Regions from separate parts of the Mus musculus genome. Here region 2 is linked to region 1. Evidence: chromatin loops called from intact Hi-C (ENCODE). Cell type or tissue: left cerebral cortex. All regions are shown on one strand. Links, peaks and the distances in the headings refer to the core of each region. The heading gives the core; the rest is flanking DNA.

Evidence for each region. Hi-C counts contacts between places; a loop is a spot of excess contacts. Peaks named below come from ENCODE experiments on the same cell type or tissue, not always from the same donor. Only the 100,000 strongest peaks of a DNase experiment are listed, where the experiment ranks them.
Region 2: it touches region 1 in a loop (2.3-fold over the local background); 7 of 42 quality-filtered maps call a loop at or near these places.

The regions. Positions count from the first base shown.
Region 1 is chr15:77,304,393-77,307,304 of GRCm38, reverse strand. It overlaps Rbfox2 (RNA binding protein, fox-1 homolog (C. elegans) 2), which reads left to right and starts at 252. Exons shown (of 14, transcript NM_053104.6): 1 at 252-941. The coding sequence starts at 762. In left cerebral cortex, for the core only: no CTCF peak of the experiment used is centred there; DNase peaks (open chromatin) are centred at 288, 619 and 1,355; H3K4me3 peaks cover 2,320 bases; H3K27ac peaks cover 1,516 bases.
Region 2 is chr15:77,249,842-77,252,753 of GRCm38, reverse strand. The region is part of intron 1 of Rbfox2 (RNA binding protein, fox-1 homolog (C. elegans) 2); the gene reads left to right. Among named protein-coding and RNA genes, the nearest start is that of Rbfox2, 56 kb to the left of the region's middle. In left cerebral cortex, for the core only: a CTCF peak has its summit at 1,307; no DNase peak of the experiment used is centred there; H3K27ac peaks cover 986 bases.

The DNA of each region.
Region 1 (2,912 bases), core at 254-2,753:
TCTCACTAGTGCAACTAGTCCAAGTTGCTCCCCCGAACTCCTGCCCTTCAAGCTCCGCCCCCCGGCCACCGCCTTAAAAGAGGCGGCCCCTTCTCTCTCCATGCTTCCCAGAGCATCCCCGAGCTTCCCGAGCTTTTCCGAGTCCTTCCCGGCCTCCCGCGGGCGGCCCGCGCGGAGGCGACGGAGATTGCCGAGGGGCGTAGCCACGCCCCCTCACTACAGCCTCCTCTCGCGCGGGCGGCCCGAGTCCCACACATCCAGGTTCCTCCCTCCTTCTCTCCTTTCTCTCTCCCCGCCTTCCCGGCGCTGCCACAGTGGCGGGACGGAGGATCCCGACCAGTCAGCTCGCTGCGGCCTCGCGCTCCTCCTCCTCCCAAATAAACAGCCCTCCCCAAGCTGGGAGCCCAGGCCGTCCCCTTCCCCGCACGGCTGGCGAGTGGTGAGGGAGCGCGGGACTGAAGGACCAAGGGACCGAGGGATCGGCGCACGCGCGTGCGAGTGAGAGAGCGAGCGAGCGGCCGGCGCGAAGCCGGAGCAGAAGCCGGAGCCGGGGCCGAAGCCGAAGCCGGAGCCATAACCTGAGTCGGAGCGGTAGTGAAGCCGAAGCCGAAGCCGGGCTCCGGACCGACGCGCACGCACACACGCACGCGGGGGGCGGGGCCGGCGCGCGCCCGCCTGTCGCGACTGTCGGCACCGAGGCCCAGGGGGAGGTGGCCTGTCGCGGGTCGCCCGGCTCCCGGTGGCGAAGGGGGCGCGGGCGGATGGCGGAAGGCGGCCAGGCGCAGCAGCAGCCGCCTCAGCTCGGGCCCGGCGCTGCCGCCCGGGGCATGAAGCGGGAGTCGGAGGTGGAGTTGCCGGTGCCCGGAGCGGGGGCAGACGGACCCGAGCCCGGCCTGAGCAAGCGGCCACGCACAGAGGAGGCGGCCGACGGCGGGATGCAGGTGACCGCGCGGGACGGGCGCCCGGTTACGGAGGGCCGCGGCGGGCTCGGGCCTCCGGGCGCCGGGTGGGCCTGGCTGGAGAGTGGGCTTGGGGCCGGGTGCAGGGGCTGGAGGGGCCCCGGAGGCAGCGCGAGGGAGTGGGATTTTTTTTTTTTTCCTTTTGGAGTTGGGATTGAACAGGATCGGGATGCAGTCCATTTCTTAAGCCTGTGCTCAGTTTGTTGAGAAGTTGAGGGTTCTTGGGTCGATTTGTCCAGAGGAGAGCTGTTGGGCCGAGCTGAGAGCGAGGGAAGCTGGTGGTGGGAAAGCTCCGGAGAAGAAGGGCGCCTTTTGGTTTACACTGGGATGAGGAAAGGGGGAACGGCATGTGGAGAACAGACTGAAAAGCCAGCCAACTCCTGGAGAGAGAGCGAGCCCGAAAGGGGATGTGGCTTAGCTTGTGGGTTCAATCAGTTACTCGAGCAGTCTTGAGAAGTCCGCGGAGTTTGGTAGTGTGATGCTCTGTCTCAGTTTTGTGCAGCATGTTATTAAGTCTGGAGAGAGACACCAGGCAGATCCCGCCTGTGCTTTACCCATTGCATCCTACGTTCGTAGGATGCGGAGTAAACTCCTTAGTATCCTGAGGTAGAAAAGAAAATTTATAGGGCTGTTAGGAGACTGGTTTCTGAGTTGTGGCCTCCAGTGTTAGCTTGATTGTTGAGGGTGGGAAATGACAAAGATATTGATACAGGCGGTTAGTACTTAGTTTGAAGAAGGTAATGCATCCTTAAGGGCTTTAGGATTTGCTCTCTGTTTAGAAAATATTGGCTACGAAATGGAGAGGCTCACAGCAGCAACGGGATGCTTTCTAATTCTTTTAGAATCGTAGAATGTTAGAGATGGAAGGGACCAGAAACGCCATCATCTTTTCCACCAGGAGTTCTCAGTCTAATGTACTCGGAAGAGTTATGCAGAATGGCTTAATGTGCATTGAGTCAATACTTTGTATCTTTTTTTTTGGGGGGGGGGAGGGTGTGTTCAAGTTTCAGCGTATTTTAACTGCCTCATTTTTATTGATAGGGAGTTAGAAGTCCAGAGAAAACTAGTGACTTGCCTAAAGCCACCCAGTTAGCTGGTTCTGATTTCTATTTCTGTGCTCTCTCCATTACACCACTCTTGGAAATCTCTGCAGTACTAGGAGACTTTCCGTGCTCTGCCTTGACTTCCTGTGGCAGGGAAGGAGCTGGCATGTATGCTGTGTGCCTCTTGTCTCCTTTGCAGAAGCCACCCTGTTACCTCTGTTGATTTGGGCACAAGGGATTTCCTGGGCGTTTATTTTTGAATCCTTTTGTTTGCTGGCTTTTATTTCCCTTAGAAGAAGTCTGCCAGGCAGAGGGATCATTAGGTCAATCTGAAAGCCATAGAAGAATGGGAAGACTTAGTGGTTTAGCACTGGATGGTAAAGAGGGACCACTGGATAGAGATGCTGGTGAGTGTGTTCACTTGGAGTGTGCACACATCTGGTCTTTTTTCCCCTATGTCAATCTTAGTTAATAGTGTGTTCTCATTGCTTTCCCTTTCTTTTGCCTGGGGCCTATTATTTGCTGACTGCCTTCACATTGGCTAAGGATAGTGATACTTGGAAATGGAATAGCGCGAAGGGACCTTGGGATGTGCAGAGGAAGGACAGAATTAGGTCCTTTGGGTGCAATTGGATAACTTAGAACTATCCCACGGAGAATTATTTTACTCTGTATATTTGTGGATAGTCTTTACATTTCCCTTTGTACATTCTTAGGATTGTACTTTTTGTTGTTGTTGTTTGAGACATGGTCTTATTTGTAGTCCAGGTTGGTCTGAACTCCCTGTAGTAGCTGAGGATTACCTTGAACTCTTGGACTCCTGATCTCCCTGTTTCTACCTTCCCAGTAGAGTTCTGAGATCCATGCCCAGCTCATTACTGTAGGTTTCTCACTCCATGTCACACAGGTA
Region 2 (2,912 bases), core at 304-2,803, 55 kb after region 1:
TGACTGAGCTTGAGGGGGCCAGACACTGGGTCTACTTCTCAGGCATGGTTCATGGTGCTCGTTAAGTGGGTTCCGGTTAAGCCTTTGGCCGTTATTTGGGGTCAGGGAGCTGACTTTGCAAGTTTTATTGAGCTAGGTCTTGTGGTACAGACTTGCAATCCTCAGCTATGTGGAAGACTAAGGAAAATCAAAAATTCAAGGCTAGCTTGAGCAGGTTAGAACCTATTTTAAAATAAATTAAAAGGCTAGAGATACAGCCCAGTGATGAACTGAACAGTAGAGTCCTCACAAGTGAGGCTGTAGATCCAAACCTACTCACTTTGGAAAGGGAGGGATGGGTAGGAGGGTGTTTGAGAGTTGTTATTCTCCTGAGCATTCAAGTTCACCAGTGGGCTCTGGCTGGGTCAGAAGATGAGCTTACAGCCTAGAAGCCAGTTGGGAAGCATCTTGCTCATCGTAGCCTCTGAAATTAGCAGACTTGTTCTTCCCCATGTTGCATATGTTTTAGAAGAGCACAAATTCTATTTTGAGTCATATCATAAATGGGGGAGAAAGAGGATTCAGTAACTGTTTGCTCTACAAACTCTACTCATCTAACAGAACTAGTTTAATACTGTTCTTCTATTTAGCCCCTCTAACGTTCCATCTTGAATTGATCTGTAAATTTTTGTTTTATGAAAAGGGCTCACACATGTGCCCAAGAGATTGTGTTTGTGTGTGTAGAATCTCTAGTTTACCAGTCCTCTTACTGGGGGAAACCAAAAAGAGATCAGCAGTTCTGGGCCGGAGGACTAGAAGGCGTTTGGGAAGAGGATTAGACTTGCTGGGTGTGTGGCAACATTGTGCACACACAGTTTCCCGTCTCCACTCTTTGGCTAGAATGACCTGGTTAGTTTGTTTGTTTTGTTTTTTACATTGTGGAAAACATTGCATAATTTGTGGAGTCTGTTATTTTTAGTCTATTATTTTCAGTGTTTTAGAAAACACTGAACTCATAACTTCCCCCTTAAAGATCTTTCTTACACATTTAAGAAAAGTGTTAAATGATGTGGATTTTAGACACGTGAATTGAAGAGACAGTTGCAGTAATAAAGTAGTGACTTTCCCCTCTTGCTCTTTGTTGAAGTAGACATTGCTCAGAGCTGAGGATGGTGGAGGATTATTAATTATTTTGGGCTCTGATGTCAGAATCCTGCTCAACGCAACTAATGTTTGAGACATGCTGTTAACTTGTTTTTGTTCCTGTAATGAAGCATTTCGGATTAGAAATGGATAAAGTTTCGGAGGCTAGAAGCCCAAGCTGCATGGTACTCCTAGTGGAGAGACCTTTAGCTACACTGTCTTGTGGCAGATGACTCCCCCCCCCCCCCAGGTCCTGGATAAAGTTCAAACTGTTTGACCTACATGGTAGAAGAAACTTCATTTATGTATTTTATGTATACATATTTGATATATAATATGCCTAGGAATCTTATTTATTTTCTTTATGTATTCTCTCATATATTACACCCTGACCACAATTTTCTCTCCCTTCTTTGCTCCCAGTTTGTCCTTCCCTCCAACCCCTCCTTCTCTTCAGAAAAGGGCAGGCCTCTCATGGATACCAACCAATCATGGCATATCAATGTGCAGCAAATCTAGGCACCTCCCCTCATAGTAAGGCTGGACAAGGCAACCCAGTATGAGGAAAGGGTCCCAAAAGCAGATGAAAGAGTCAGGGACAGCCCCTACCCCCACTGTTTGGAGTCTCACAAGAAGACCAAGGAACACAACTGTAACAACGTATGTGCAGAGGGCCTAGGTCAGCCCCATCTAGGCTCCTAGGTTGGCAGTTCAGTCTCTCTGAGGCCCTGTGAGCTCAGGTTAGTTGACTCTGGGCTTTCTTGCATCCTTGACCACTCTGGCTTTTACAATCATTCTTCCCCTTCTTCCGCAGAATTTCTGAGCTCTGCCTAATGTTTGGCTGTGGGTCTCCGCTGCATCTGTTTCCATCAGTTGCTGGGTGAAGCCTTTCTGATGACTATTGGGCTAGGCACCAGTCTATGAGTAGAGCAGAATATCATTAGGAATCAGTTCATTGCTTTTTTTTTTTTTTAAACAAAACAAAACAAAACAAAACAAAACAGTGTTTGGTTTTATCTTAGATCTCTGGGCTATCCAGCCTCTGGATCCTGGCATTCCAGGCAGTGTCAGAGGTGGGCTCCCTCATATGGCATGGGTCTCAAGCTGGACCATTGGTTGCCACTCCCACAATTTTTATACCACCTTTATCCCAGCACATCTTGTAGGCAGGACGAATTGTAGGTCAAAGGTTTTGTGGCTGGGTTGGTGTCCCAATCTCTCCATTGGAAGTCTTGTCTGGTTGCAGAAGATAGCCAGTTCAGGCTCTGTATCCTCCATTGCTAGAAGTGTTAGCTAGGGTCACCCTTATAGATTCCTGGGAGTTTCCATTGTATTAGATTTTTAGTTCATCCCCAAGATGTCCCCCCAATTCCAGTAGTCTCTCAATGTCTTCTCCCTCTATCCTCCCCTACCTGATCCTTCCTGTTCTGGTCCCCACTCCAACCCTGTCTACCTGCAATGTCTATTCTGTTTCCCCTTTCCAGGGAGATTGATGTATCCCCTGTTAGCCCTCCTTGTTACTTAGCGTCTCTGGGTCAGCTGTTTAAAAAATGGCTACATGATTACTCTTCAAGGTAAAGCAGATGGCCACAGTGGGACTCTGTTACCCTGCCTCCTGCCTGCCTGACTGAGGAAGGCAGACATTCAGCTCCCTGAGCCCTCATTCAGGGCTGGGGGAAGTGTAGCGTAGCTTTGACTAGTAGTTGGTGGTATCTCCCAAAGCTTCCCACTGCTTGCAGCAGGAGAGACATGGAGTGTGTACATATGATCACCAAGAGAGTGTATAAGGA